Linked DNA regions of Homo sapiens: region 1 is linked to region 2. The links are chromatin loops, found by intact Hi-C in ENCODE. Cell type or tissue: heart left ventricle. All regions are shown on one strand.

Region 1 (8,000 bases), 260 kb after region 2:
CCAGGCTAATCTCAAACTCCTACCCTCAAGTGATCTGCCCACCCCAGCCTCCCAAAGTGCTGGAATTACAGGTGTAAGCCACCACACCTGGCCAACCTTTACCATCCTTGAGCAACGCCACAAACTCAGACAACAGAATCATGTTATCCCACCATCAAAAGTCTTCTTGGTGGTGACCCAGTCCTCCTTAAAGAGAGGAGTAGAAGTAAAAGAGGGCTCCTTAGAATAATATGATGACAATAAAGAAGAAAAGAAATTCAAGAGACTTGATGCAAGGGAATGAATAGCCTCAGGGCCAACCCCTTTGAGGAAGGCCTTCAGTTTGCTCTTATGATAGTAGAAGGTCTTTACCTCATGGCTGGGAAGAAATGTGTGAAGAGGCTGCTTTCCAGTATATTTCTCTAAATTCACACCCCCAATCATGGTGCCTTGAACTTTAAAGGGTTCCTAGCTTTAAAATGAGCTATAGTTTCTAAATGTTATACAACGATGTGCCGATAGTTTGATTTTATGGTCAAATATTTAATGAGTATGTACTATGCACCAGGCCCTGCACAATAAGCTGGAGACACAACAATAAGAAAAATTACACATGGTTTCTGCGCTTGCAGATATTTTCCTCCTGACTAGTGGGTTTGTTTTTTATTCCTCAGACTAGCAGTTCTTAGTTATATGCCTTTGAAGTTAAATGTTAATGTACTAGAACCAGGTATCTGTTCATAAACTATTCATAACTATTAAATAGTTATTAAGACGACAAGATGAGGGAATAAATAAGGTGAACAACTAGGAATATATGAGTACTTAATTTCTGAGCTTGAACGGAAAGATCTGTTACACAAAGAATAAAGCCTAAACTACTTTTCATGCCCAAAACAATCTGAACTTGGTCTATCTTCCCAGTTAATCTTATGCCACCCTCCCCCTCACTTAGGAGCTCTGGCCCCAGTAGTTTTCTCTAAGTTCCTTGATCATGCTAAGTTTCTTTCTGCCTTCAAAGCTTTGGCACATGCTACACAGTCAGGGCCTTGGCCACTGCCTGCTACATAACAAGTGCTCAATAAGTATATGCAGAATGAATGAATATATCTTTGTCTTGACCTTTAAAATCCATCACATTAAAAAACATCTTTTAAACTGATAAGTTTTACAATGGTCTTTTTCCTTCTGTAAATGACAGTCATCTTTTTTTACATATATTAAATAATGTTTATTTACATTGCTGTTAAAAATACATGTTGAAAACCTTAAAAATACAAAGCATAGAAAACAATCATCCATAATTCTCCTACCCATAATTAATGCTAATATATTTATTTTTAACGTATTTTACATAGTTAATGTTATATCAACATAAAATTTGGAATCATCTCAGTTAATTTTATAGCATATAGTATAAGTTACATTCCCATGTCAGTAACTTTGTATTTTTCTTTGTAAACTTTGTAAACATTTTTTGTAGAGACAGGGTCTTGCTCTGTCACCCAGGCTGTAGTGGAGTGGCATGATCACAGCTTACTGCACTTTCAAACTCTTGGGCTCAAGCGATCTTCCCACCTCAGCCTCCTGAGTAGTTAGGACTACAGGCATGCACCACCATGCCTGGCATTTTTTTCTTTTTTGGTAGAGATGAGGACTCACTATAATGCCCAGGTTGGTCTCAAATTCCTGGCCTGAAGCAATCACCATGCCTGGCATTTTTTTCTTTTTTCCTTTTGGTAGAGATGAGGACTCACTCTATTGCCCAGGTTAGTCTCAAACTCCTGGCCTGAAGCAATCCTCCCACCGCCTCCCGAAGAGCTGGGATTACAGGTATAAGCCAGCATGCCCACCCAACAATTTTCAATGGTGATATAGTTTGGATATATGTCCCCTCCTCTGTCTCTGGTCCTTCTCCCCTCCTCTGCTTCTTCTCTGGCCATGTGAGGTGCCTGCTCCCACTTTGTCTTACCATGATTGTAAGCTTCCTGAGGCCCTCACCAGAAGCAGATGCTGGTGCTACACTTCTTGTATGGTCTGCAAAACTGTGAGCCAAAATAAACTTCTTTTCTTTATAACTTACCCAGCGCCTCAAGTATTCCTTTACAGCAACACAAAATGGACTAATACAAATGGCTATATAATACTCTATTCAGATAGCATCTAATCTATTTAATAGTTATTTTTCAGCATTTGCTATTAAAATTATGCATATACTAACTTAAATACTATACTATACTAACCTCAATGCCAAACTTCAATTACTTACTTATTTTAAACTAATTATCTATTGATTTTAAAAATCACCTAAAAATTTTAATTGGTTTATGACAGCAAAATATAGTTGACCCTTGAACAACACGGGTTTGAACTGCATGGGTCCACTTAAATACAAATTTTCTTTCATTTCTGCCACCCCTGAGACAACAAGACCAACCCTTCCTCTTGCTCTTCTTCCTTAGGCTACTCAATATGAAGACAGGGAAGATACTTTTATGATTATCTACTTCCACTTAATAGTATGTATGTTTTCTCTCCCTTATGGCTTGCTTAGTAACATTTTCTTTTCTCTAGCTTACTTTTAGTGTAAGAATACAGTATATAATACATAGACAAAATATGTGTTAACTCTTTATGTTATTGGTAAGGCTTCAAGTCAACAGTAGGCTATTAGTAAAGTTTTTGGGAGTCCAGAGTTATATGTGGATATTCAACTGTGTGGGGGCCGATGCCCATAACCCCCACATTGCTCAAGGGTCAGCTGTATACTATAAAGTTTGTTTTTTCCCCCAACCATTTCTGCTTCAAATCACAAGCACACTTCCTAAAATACCAGGGTCAATCTAATTCTAGTTCTGAGAATTATCTTGAGAAAAAGTTATTTTGTCTCTGTCATCTTTAGCTGCACACTATGGATGGCATGTAAAACATGTAAAAAGTTGTAGATTCTGCCAAACAACTTAAATAATGTTGATCATTTAAAAGCATTAAAAAATTCCTACTCATCCTAATTGTAGATGAATAAAGGAATTCCTTAGAAATGAATGGTATGCGTATAAAGCAGAATTTATTAATCCTAAATTCTTTTGTTCTGTTTTAAATTCTTTATTAGTCACAGTCTATTTAACATCATGAATGGTTAATAAAGTATTTACTCATATAACTAGTGGTATATATTTCCCTGAACAGTTCAAGAACCTCTGCTAAAATTCAGACCTCAATCATTAGAGAATACAAACATTAACTTAACCAAAGGTCTAAATGATGATACTCAGCACTGTATTTAAAAGCTTTTCTTCTTTAGAAACAATGAAATAAAATATATTCCAGATAATGGAAGTCTGGGGGAAATTAAGAGAATGGGAAGTGGCCGAAAGGTGAAAATGAACAGAAAGTTCAGCTACACACATACCACAAATTCTTCATCCACTTTATTTAATGTTAATTCTGCATCATCTTCTGCAACGCTTTCTTCTTCTAATTCTTCTACTGGGTATATTGGCCTAAAATAATAAGATTAAACATGAGGTGATAATTTTAATATTTAGTAAGACAAAAAAATCATAATGCAAATATCATGTCCTCTATGCCAGGTTTTGTCCTTTTTCATTCCGCTTCCATAATCACTGTTAAATGTTTCATGTATTTTTCCTAAAACTTTCTATGTAAAAAGCAAAAGTGTTTATCTCCAAATTTATAAAAAATGAGATGATACTATGCATGGTGTTATCCAACTTAATGCTTCTCACTAATACACCATATTTAAATACATATGTATTTCTCATTATTTTTTACATACAAGCACTGTATTTCATTGAACAATCAATACCATAATTAATGTAATTGGCAGCCTATGACTGAACATAGAGGTTTCTAATTATTTTGCTGGACAATATTGCAAAGATCATCTTTGTACATTTATCATTACACATACCATTTAGAATAAATTTGTTCAAGTGAAATGGCAGGGTAAACAACTTTGTACAGTATTGTTTTGCTATATACTGCCAAAATTGGCTTCCAAAATGTTACCCTAATTTAGACTCCAAACAATACTGAAGGAGAGTAACTCCATCTCCATATATTCACCAATATGATATATAATACAAACTTTAATTTTAGCCAATCAACCAAGTGAAAAAAAATCTCATTCTTGTTTTAACTGCATTTCTTTAGCATGAAAGTGATTGAATATCTTGTCATATTTTAATTGCTTATTTGCACTTCTTTTTAGGTGAAATGTCTATTTATACCATTTACTTTTTGGCTTTTTGTATATTAAGAAAATTAATGTTTTGCCTAACCTCTCAAAAATTGTTCCCCTAGTGTATTACTTATAATCTTGGCTATTCAAGATTGTTATAGTTCTTCTTAGATAGAGTTGGTAACCTTTTCCTGCACAGACCCTAGCTTTAACATCATATATTAGAGGCTTTCTGTCATACCACAACCTCTATACTCCTCTGGTCTTTTAATACTTCTATAGTTTTACTTTTCATATTTACATCTTTGATCAATCTGAAGTTTATTTTAACATAGGTAATAAGAAGGAGTCCAGCTTTCTTCTTATTTCCAAAATCTAATTAGTGATCCTAACATTAAACTTTGAAAAAAATCATTTATTCATCAAGATTAATGACACATTTCCTATATTAAAAGTACTTAAATGTATTTGGGCTTATTTATGAAAACATATTTTTTTTCCTTTTTTTAATCCAGTAACAAAGCTAGAGAGAAAACTTGTATTAAAAACTTGTACCTGGCTGGGTGTGATGGCTCACATCTATAATCCCAGCACTTTGGGAGGCCAAGGCAGGTGGACTGTCTGAGACCAGGAGTTTGAGACCAGCCTGGGCAACATGGTGAAACCCTGTCTTGACAAAAAAAATAAAAAATTAGCTGGGAGTGGTGGTGTGCACCTGTAGTCCCAGCTATGCGGGAGGCTGAGGTGGGAGGATCGCTTGAGCCCGGCAGGCAGAGGTTCACTCCAGCCTGGGCGACAGAGTGAGACCCTGTCTTAAAAACGAAAACCCATGCCTCAATCATGTTAAAAAAATACAAAAATCAACATTTACTAATATGCAAAATACTATGAACTAAATCAATCATCTTAAATAATAAATTTCCTAATTTTTCATTAATTAGAATTCGAAAATATCTCAAAGGCAATGTTCTTCTAGGATTCATTTTGACATTTAGATATATAAAAAATTCATCTATATGTAACGTCTATCTCATTTACATGTTACAGAGCTGACATATTCTCTAATGTTGACTACTTTTCAGCTCCCTCCTTTTATTCCTCATTTAAACATAGTCCTTATAAGTTATCCAAGTCACAGTCTCTTCAATAAATGGTGCTAAAAAACAAAAAAAGAAAAATAAATAGTACTGGGGAAACTGGATATCCACATGCAAAAGAATGAAACTAGACCCTTACCTCTAACCACTTATAAAAACCAACTCAAAATGGATTAAAGACTTAAATATACAATCTGAAACTGAAACTACTAGAGGAAATGTGGAAGAAAACACTTCATGACATTGGTCTGGGCAAGAATTTTTTGGATAAGACCTCAAAAGCACAGGCAACAAAAGCAAAAATAAACAAATGCGATTACATCAAACTTAAGGAAACAATCAAAAGAGTGAAGAGACAACCCACAGAATGGGAGAAAATATTTGCAAACTACCCATCTGACAAGAACTTAACATCCAGTATGTATAAGAAATTCAAGCAACTCAATAGCAAAACAACAACAAAAAAACTAGTCTAATTTTTAAAATGAGCAAAAGATCTTAATAGACATTTCTCAAAAAATACATAGAAACGGCCAACAGATATATGCAAAAATGCTTGACATCACTAATCATCAGGGAAACGCAAATCAAAACCACGATATCATCTCACCCCAGTTAGAATGGCTATTACCCAACCCCTCGCCCCCCAAAATAACAAAGGCTGCTGAGGATATGGAGAAGGGGTAACCCTTGAACACTATTGGTAGGTATGTAAATTATTAGTACAGACACTATAGCGAACACTATGGAGGTGCCTCAAAAAACTAAAAATAGCACTACTCTATTATCCAACAATCCCACTACTGATGATATATCCAAAAGAAATGTAATCGGTATGTTAGAGATATCTGCACTCCCATGTTTATTGCAGCACTATTCACAATACTCAAGATACGGAATCTGCCTAAGTATCCATCAAAGGTTGAATAGAAAATGTGGTATATTTTCACAGTGGAATACCATTCAACCATAAAAGAGAATGCAATTCTGTCATTTGTAGCAACCTGTATAAGCATGGAGGACACTATGTCAAGTGAAATAAGCCAGGCACAGAAAGACAAATATCATAGAAGTAGAGAGTATAATAGTGGTTACCATAGGATGGGAAGGGTAGGGGGAAGGGAGAATAGGGAGAAGTTGGTCAAAGTGGGTGAGTACAAAGTTACAGTTAGGAGGAATAAGTTCTAGTGTTCAATGCACAGCAGGGTGACTACAGTTCACAATATTATATATTAATTAACAATAATATATATTTGAAAATAGCTCATAGAGATTTGGAATTTTCTTGCCACAATAAAATGATAAACGTTTGAAATGATGAATATGTTAATTTCACTAACTTGATCATTGTATATTGTACACATGTATCGAAACATCACATTGTACTCCAAAATTTGCAGTTATGTGCCAATTAAAACTAAAAAATAAATTATCCAACTTACAATACAGAGGCCAGGAATAAGATGTGTTGAGAAACAAAGGAAGTGCAAAATAGAATAGTGGTTGAGATATTACACCATAGCTTCTGGTGAATTTAGAATATATTAGTCTATTAATTTAGCAGTTTTTTAAAATGCTAAATACAGCAGCACATCTCATAACTTATCTTCTCTTGAAATTTAATAAAGTATTATGGACCATGTAGCCATTCTTTATATTGTACTAAATAATAATGTTTGGATTGAAGCATATGAAATTGCCATTTTTTAGTTTAAAAATAGATGAATATGAGTAATTTCATATGGCTCATCCCAATGATAACCTAATTCAAGGAAGTTATTAAACTTAATAGGGAGATTATATCTAAAAGAATATAATTGAATATACATTAAAATGTTATTAACAGGGAATAATATATATATATGTGTGTGTGTGTATATAATCTTTCTACCGAAGTTAGTTCTAATTAAAAAAAAAAAAACACTGCTTACTCGCATTTTACCTGAATAGTGCCTTCTACATTCTAACCTATTAGTAATCCCAAACTGCAAAGCATAAAATTTATGTTTTCTAATTATAATCTCTATAAATTGAGTTTCCAAATGTTCTATTTCATCTATATGCTCAATATCTATTAAACATCTAAGATACACCAAGCATTATGCTAACAGAGTACTTGTGAAGATTTCATGATTTCTAGCAAGAATGTCAGAATAGTAAAGAACAATTTTATACCATAGGATAAATATAATATAATAATAGAAATAAAGCACTGTCAGGTTGGACACAAAAGCAATGAACAATGTCTAGGAGAGTGTCAGGTAGTTTCTTCAGTATTATTCTTGCCCAGTAACTACTAGCAAAGGAGAAAATCCCACTTAAAGTACTGTATTAATTTCCATTTTTCCTTAAATCTGTAGCTATCAGTTCCCTCTGTGTATATACTATGTTTGTGTGTGTGAACATATGTACAAGAGACTTTAAAAAAAAAGTCCAGTATTTACAAAGATATGTAGTCACAGTTAAACCTTTAATAATTACATATTTGAACAGGAAAACGGCATAATAATATGTAACACATTACTTCAGAATTAGTTTTGAAGACGTGAGACATTCTAATTTTGTCTATACTGGCTTTTCTTAATTATCTGTGGCATTTTCAATTTAGAATAGTCAAAAAGAATAATTCTTTTATGTTCAATTGAACAGCTCTGTACCCTCAGAGGCAAATGCTATGCCCATAAAATTACTATCATCAGGGTGGGTAATTTTTACCTTTT
Region 2 (8,000 bases):
TGTTTTTATATCAGGGAAGATAAGTGTTTCTTAAATGAGACATAAAAAGTACAAACCATAAAGTAAAATAATAATAAGCCAATATTTATTAAGCTATTCTATGTACTATACAATATTCTGAATATATAATCTAACTAACTCTTGTAATTCTCATGAAAACCTATGAAGCAGTTATTATTATAATCTTCATAAAAGACAGAGGCCTAGAGAGACTATTATCTTCCATATCTTGTGTGGTAAGTGGTAGAGGTGTCAGTTGAACCCAGGCATTCTGGCTCTATACTACCTCTCAAGATAGAAACATTGATTACATTCAAGTTAAAATAATACATATTAAATGAACTAATTAAAAGTACAACCCAAATACAAGGAGAAAATCTTTTCAATGCATGCAACCATCAAAAGAATATATATATATATATATTTGCAAATCACTATGAAACAATCCAATAGGAAAACGGGCACAGATTATGAAAAGCCAACTCGTCAAAAAGGCACATAGCCAAAATTACATGAAAATATGCATGTTAGTAAACAGATAAATCAGTATAATCACTTTGGAGGGCAATTTGGCAATATCTACTAAAGTAGAAGATATACATTCCCTATAATCTAGGAAACCCTTTGTGTATATAAAGGTAGTGTTGGCAGAGTTGCTATAGCAAAACACTGAAGGAAATAACTCAGTAAAGAAATGGTTCAATAAATTGTGAGATAATTACATTTTGGAATGCATCTAATACATCTAGATGTGTCTGAACAGATAAAGTTCAAAAAGAAATGTTGAGTGAAAAACAGGTAATTTGAACAGGATGTATACCGCATGACAGCACTTGGACAGATCCCAAAATCTCATAAAATCTTACTATCTATTGTTATGGGCACATAACATTGCCATGCATAGATCAGCTTCAGAATAATGGTAATTCTTGGGAGATAGGGGAGTAGGGAGGTGTCGTGCCAAACCCCTATCAACCTCAGTAGGGATGGCACCAGATTCAAGAGGCTGAAGAAGAGACTGGGAGCCAGCAAACAAGACATGGGGTTTTACTGGAGGCTTACATACAAAACATGGGGTTTTACTGGAGGCTTACATACAAAACATGGGGTTTTATTGGAGGCTTACATACAAAACATGGGGTTTTACTGGAGGCTTACATACAAAACATGGGGTTTTACTGGAGGCTTACATACAAAACATGGGGTTTTATTGGAGGCTTACATACTGTCAAGTGGTGGTGGGCTGGACAGGAAAACCACAACCACTTGCAAACAGCATGCAGCTGATACGGCATCTTCACTTAATACCCTCCCCCTAACGACCTTTATCTGGCAACCTTCATTTAACCCAAAACTCAGGGCCTCAATTCCCTAACAGCCCGTGTTCCATGGGACAGGCAGGGGGCTCAGATGTTCCTCATAGACAAGGAATGAATCTCTGGGCTGGTCACTCCTGGATTCTCTAACTCAGAGCACACATTCAGGTGCATCTGCCAGATAGGGTCATTCTAAGGGTACGCTTAAATTAATGCTATTAGATGTGTTTACAGGAGGAAATAGACAGGAAGAGAGGTTTAGCTTTATCTTATTTTCTTTATTTATGAAAAAAAAAAAAGAAAAAGAAAACCTTAAGGAGACATGGCAAAATGTTAAGATGTGTTAAATCTGGGTAGTGGGTACCTGAGTGTTTTTTTTTTTAATTTTGTATATATTTGTAATTGTTCATAATTACATGTTTTTGAAGAAATAAAAATATGATCACCACTTTCATTATTTTTAATACACTATTGTAGTTCTTTTTCCTGGTGATTAAAATGCATGGGCTTTCTCCTTTCTGCATATTATTTTTTTTAGGTATCCTTTCTACACATTTTTTATAAAATCCTAGAATAGGAAGGAGATGTAGAGAACATTTGTTCAAATCTACTGCTTGACAAAGGCACTTCTGAATTCAAGTTGGTGTTCCAGGTAAAAACCCTTGCTAGAATTTTCCTTTATGCTTAATAATCTGGAAGATATGGTTTTGGTTAACTATTTTGTTTCAACTAAGTCAATGTCCATGGATAATGAGTTTTTTTTTTAATGCAGACCATAATCAATTACACCTAACATTGATACTATGCTGAAAACACAGTTTTATCTGTAATGACACAGTGACTGCGAAGAATCTCAGTGTTATCATCATAGTCTTCAGTTATTATTTTGGTTATATGTGAAAGCACCAATTGAAAGAGAACTGATTGGCAAAATGTCAGATAACCTGGAGTAAGGAGAATACAGGAAGAGGTGAGAATTACCCTTTATTGAGGTATTGTAGGTGTGAAAGTTGTCAGAATCAGAATGGAGTCAGTCATGTTAAAAAACCAACACACAAACAAAAAACCCTAACATATATAGCTGGAGAAGGCTATGAAGAGAGGGTTCTCATGCTCGTATGCCCAAAAATAAAACCACCACAAAAGACTCTGCAAAAACCACAACTTTGTGCAAAAGCCACCATAACCTTACACAAAAAATACTTCTGCAAGGACATCTGCCCAGCAACTGCCTGTCAACCTCAGACAGGCGCCACCTTGTTATTGATTTTTGTAGCCAAGGATAATTGCCTCAAAACAATTCTGTAATAGTCCTCCTCATTTCTTCTTTAAAAACCCTTGTCTCCCTTTACTTCCCTTAATACGCATATAATTTACTATGGCACGTGTATTCCCATTGCAATACTCGATTCCCAAATAAACATAATTTTCTTTTAGAGAGCCTCTCTCTGCTATTTAGGTTGACATGGGAGGTGCTTTAGATATTTGATTTTCTGCTAATCTTGCAGCAACCTGTAAGGTAGATGTTGTTATATTCTTTTTTCAGAGGTTCAGAGAGATGAAGTAATTTGCCCTACCTCCTGTTGAAAAACATTACCTCAAACCTGAAAATAGGCAAAAAGATGCCTATATATCCTTTCAATATCAAACTGGGCCCAGGGGATTATTAATTCTATTGGAGACTACACCTTTGTTTGATTTACTGTTTACTATTGATTAGGACGAGAGTCTATGAATCTGTGGTTAGCTGGTAGATTTTTGTTTGATAAAAATGCAAATGATTTCTGTTCAATAAAAAGTATAATGTCAGAGGACATTATCTATCTACCTATTTATCTATCTGTAAATATACATTTAGTCTTTTTGATTCTGGAATCAATTTTAAAATCCTAATGCTTCCCTCATTAATAATAAAATTTTACGTGTATCTTCGTATTTTTCTACGACAAAGTTTTGACTTACTATAATTTATACACTGAAGATCTTACAGCTTATAACTGGGAAAGCCAGTATGCAAGCCAGGGCTTTAGCTCTAGAGCTGATGCTTTTGCTCCCACATCCACTCTTTCTGGCCATATGTAGTATACTGCATTACTGAAAGCTTATGTTGAACTAAAAAGCTAGTCCTCCAACGTAGGGGTAGGGAAAAATCTCATTATCAGAAAAACAGTCCGATTTTTCATTTATCTGAGAGGAATGAGATGGAGAAATCCTATCTCTGGATATGAATCTCCTAATATATAAAGACCTTATCACTTGGACCCATACAGTTGCTCCCTCCTGTAAGTTTCTTCCCTCTCCCCGTCCAATAAATAAAGGAATAGAATAGATTATCCACAATTTTGTACTTCGTATACCCCTTCATAGTCTGGGTTATATTGAATGCGTACTGTAAATGACTAGTCACTGTTCCCACCCTCAGCTTCTATCACCATCCCTACGCAACCAATTTCCAGCTCTATACCAAATCCCTATAACCTAAGGCATTTTACAAAAATAGCTATATTCTATAAACTCCAGGAACATACACTCACAAACAGATATGGTAAAATCACACTTGTTCAGTTTAATCAAGAAAGTTTGGACTGAATTAGTGAAAATATGGAATTGTGGAGTATTTTTAAAGAACTGAAGTAGTATTAATTTCAAGTATCTATATGATGGTATTTCAGTTATAAAACTATGCATGGTATTTGTCCTTGGGGACTTAATTAATGGAAAGATAAAAGTGGTATGTAATCAGCTTATCAACAGAAGGAAGAAATGTGAGCATTTCTTAAGTGATTGCAAAGTTTGTTCTCTTAAGCAGGTTAAACAACTCCCAGTTTCCTTGTAACCCTTTCCAGATTCAAATTAATGCAGAGTATCATGTCTTCATAAAAAATATCGACTGAGCTCTTTCAAATCCAAAGCAAGGATGTGTGAACTAAAGAGGTTTTATTGCTTCTACATTTTTTCCTGTAAGTTCCTTCAATTAAAGGAGCTAATTACTTAGTCCACATCCCTGGTAACACCATCTTGAAACAAAATGTTGGACAAGGTCTCCTGACAACCAGTGGCCACCACCCTTTTGCTCAGAAAATGGGGGCTACTGTTGTACCAGCCGGAGCCCAGAGGACACAGGCGGGCAGCTGGCAGCACTGCCTGCTCATGCTAATGATCCCAGTCCAGCGCTTCCCTTCTAGGGAAGAAGGAGGACAGAAGTGGATGCCAAGTTCTTGCACAAGGTCAAACGTTTCTGGAGGAAAGGAGCCAAGGTTAGATTAGCAGTGAGAATGACATAGGAAGCTGGGTGGAGAAAAACACCGGCTGAGGGGGAAAAGTCTGGAAACACAAATGGAGACAGCAGTAAAAAGTAATTACTAACACATTTCCCAACTTGGAAAGCCAGCCACATCCCACACCAGGGCCAGACTCAGAGCTCTTCTGTTCCAAGGAGGTTGGAGCGGGCTCAGGGACAGGAAAGGATTTTGCAAGCCAGCCGCCTCCCTCTCACTGGCTTTGGAACTGTGCGCCCTGAAAAGTGGAATTCATCTTGAAAGAGAAAGCAGAGGACACTTCTGCCTAAATTCTCCATTAAGATACACATTTTCCATACATACAGTGTAGCCATCCTTTCAGTACTACTCAATAGCAAAAGATAATCAACATCGAAACAAAGGAAAGGGAAATCTTTGAGGAGAATGTAAGCTTTTGCAAACCTAAAATATCTTCCTTCTCTGCCTTTTATCAACATCACTGGAGAAGAGAAACTGTTTGTGGGAGGGACAGACCCAAGGAAAGGAGGAGGAGGAGGGAAGAAAGGGGGAGGGAGAAGAGAAGCAATGCTCTCTGGTGTCAGGGAGAAATTCACGACTGGATTGACTGTTTTGACAGTTGATTTTTACTTTTTTTTCCCTCCAACTTCAGAACCATGACAGACAATTGCTGAACATCAAACTAAGGAGTGAACACTTCATCAGATCTGCTTGCCTTAACAACAAAAATAGCCAAAATGTTAAGACAGTCAAACTAGATTGATTGTTTTTGATACAATCTGTGAGTGGTTGACCCAAGAATTCTCAATCTAATCACGCCTATAAATACAGAGACTGTATCCACAGATGCAAAAGCAGCCAGAGGACAAGTGAGAAATTCGTCAGTCACCTGGATGCCTCATCTCTACAATGGCACTGAACAGCATGTGAAGAGACACCCGCAAGGGTCTGTGAGTGGCTTCTGGGCGCTGGGTCTCACAGGAAGCATCTACTTTAAAAGCTGGGAATGCTGATCCTTTCAGTTTCTATCAAGAAGACAAAGTCTGGCTTATAATAGAAAAACAGATTCCCCCAAATCATTGTCTAGAGGTGTTGAATCACACATGAATGTCAGCAAATGATGCCAACTATGGATCACTTTCCTGGGGACTTTATCTGGTGTGAACCAAGAGAATCCTACTTCATGCATTTTTTTAAACATCCACAGATAACTGTTGTGCTGTGTCATAGACCAAAAGGGAAATTACATTTTTCTCATAATTGGATTTGGTACTTGTAGGCTTTCCTGAAGACAAGGAAAAGGAAATTTATTTTAGATTCTTAAAAAACCTTGAACTAAAAAATTTCAATCAGCATATCAGGTGCCTATCTGAATTCAACCACCACTGTGGCAGAGATGGATGACTTCGTGTACCGGTACAGGAGAAAAGGGTTCCTGAAGCTTCATTCTTGTTTGTTTGTTTGGTTGGGCTTTTTCTTTTCATTCTGAGTTCTAAAAAAGTTATTACTTGATAGCTTGGTGGCAATGCAGTCTGTGTTGAGAAAATAGGAATTGATTAAGAAGTGAGAGACTGTGAGAGACTGAAAATGAGTAAGAAAAAAAAAAAGCCTACAAAGCATTTACAGTGTAATTTTCCAATACAGATTTGAGTAGATACTGCATGCACTTAGAAACAGATGCATTGTCAAGCCTTTATTATTGAACAAAGAATAATTTTTGAGTTTCCCCTTTTTAAAAAGAACCCAAGAAAATACAATGCTAAAATCTATATATTAGCACAGCATTCATTTGAATGCCTAATTGCTTGAGACTTGCAAGATTCAGTCTCAACTGGTGGAGGTCCTGACATAGCTAGCATATGGCTGGATGCTAAGGAAGAATGGTTGCAATGATCATTTGTGGAAACAAAACATTAATCTATAAATATCAATTTGCTGGGCTAATTACCAAGGATGTTAACTTGATGTATTGATTATTACAAAATAAATCTGTGGATACATTTAAATGTATGTTTGTCATAGTCTGTTTTGCATTGCTATAACAGAATACAACAGACTGGGTAATTTATTTAAAAAAATATATTTTATACATCTCTGGAGTCTGGGAAGCCTAGGGTCTAAGAGCCACATCTGATGAGGGCCTTCTTGCTGGCTGGGACTCTCTGCAGGCCTCGAGGTGGCACAGGGCATCACATGGCAAGAGGGCTCGTGAGAGACAGCCAAGAAGGCATTTACAGCAAACCGACTCTCATGATAACTAGCCCACTCCCTCAATAACCCATTGATTCATTAATTCATTAATCCACTAATGGATTAACCCATTCATGATGACCTAATTACCCCCAAATGATTCCACCTTTAAAACTGTTGCACTGGGGACCAAATTGCCAACACATGAACTTTTTGGGAACACATTTAAACCACAGCAGTGTTTAAAACCTGGCATCACATCTCCTTAATATGTTTTGTATTTTATAGTACCTCCTACTTTCCTTATTTAAATTGATCCACACCACAGTCCTTTGAGGTAGACATTTCCACTGGACTATGCCAGCTAATATACATTAATATGCTGGCGTGCTTGTATTTCCTTACATCTTGAATTGCTAAGAGCTAAGCTATTCTTTACACAAGAGTGGTTGCTAAATGAACAGGAAAAGGATGTGACCCAAACACAATCCACTCTGAGGCCAGCAAATTATCCCTTTCCTGAGAATTTGAACCAAGAAATTCCCAAAGAGTAAGAGAGTGGTGAGAGCTGATGTTGAAATGTCTTAATGTAGAGAGATGTGGCAGAGGCCATGATGCTAGCTGAAGTTCTAAGAGCAAAAACTATGAGTCAGCGGAAGTGATAAGGAAGAGACAAAGAGACAGCAGAAGGTGATTAGGGAGTAGGAGGGAGAAAATGAAAGGTAGAGAATAGCCAAGTCAGATAGATTCAAGAGCACTAGAGTGAGATTCCATGACCTCCTACTGTTAAGGTCATGAAGATCCACCTCCAGTTCCGGGACAGCTGTAGTTCCTGCTTTTAGTCTGCTTTTCTTTTTTTCTGGCAACCCTTGGTAATACGAATGAGTCTCTATTCCTTGCATTCAAAGGAGTTTTATTAAAAAGCATTGTCATCCTCCATATTGCTATTGAGAAAACTAAAGCAAAGAGAGATTATAGGTCATAACCACACAAGCAGAAAATGGTAGAGCCAAGACACATGCCAAGATTTTTCTAGAATTGGTGCTGATTCCAGTGTATCATACTATAGCAGTTTCCAAAAATGGCCCCCAAATCCTTTGAACCTCCATTCATCAGAAGGTGGTGCCTATGTCCCCCTCCCAGGGGTCTGAATGGGGTCTGTGACATCTCCAACCAATGGAGAATGGTAGAGGTAATGCTGCATGATTTTTGAGGCTAGGTTAGAAAAGACCAAGCA

Evidence for each region. Hi-C counts contacts between places; a loop is a spot of excess contacts. Peaks named below come from ENCODE experiments on the same cell type or tissue, not always from the same donor. Only the 100,000 strongest peaks of a DNase experiment are listed, where the experiment ranks them.
Region 1: a loop joins it to region 2, with 2.2 times the contacts of the local background. A loop is called at or near these places in 13 of 110 quality-filtered maps.

Annotation. Positions count from the first base shown.
Region 1 is chr3:108,210,540-108,218,539 of GRCh38, forward strand. IFT57 (intraflagellar transport 57) reads right to left here. Exons shown (of 11, transcript NM_018010.4): 3 at 7,996-8,000; 4 at 3,392-3,482. Among named protein-coding and RNA genes, the nearest start is that of IFT57, 7.9 kb to the right of the region's middle. In heart left ventricle, no CTCF peak of the experiment used is centred here; no DNase peak of the experiment used is centred here.
Region 2 is chr3:107,952,613-107,960,612 of GRCh38, forward strand. No RefSeq gene overlaps it. Among named protein-coding and RNA genes, the nearest start is that of LINC00636, 73 kb to the left of the region's middle. RefSeq lists a silencer at 1,217-1,417. In heart left ventricle, no CTCF peak of the experiment used is centred here; DNase peaks (open chromatin) are centred at 4,459 and 4,759; H3K4me3 peaks cover 882 bases; H3K27ac peaks cover 1,624 bases.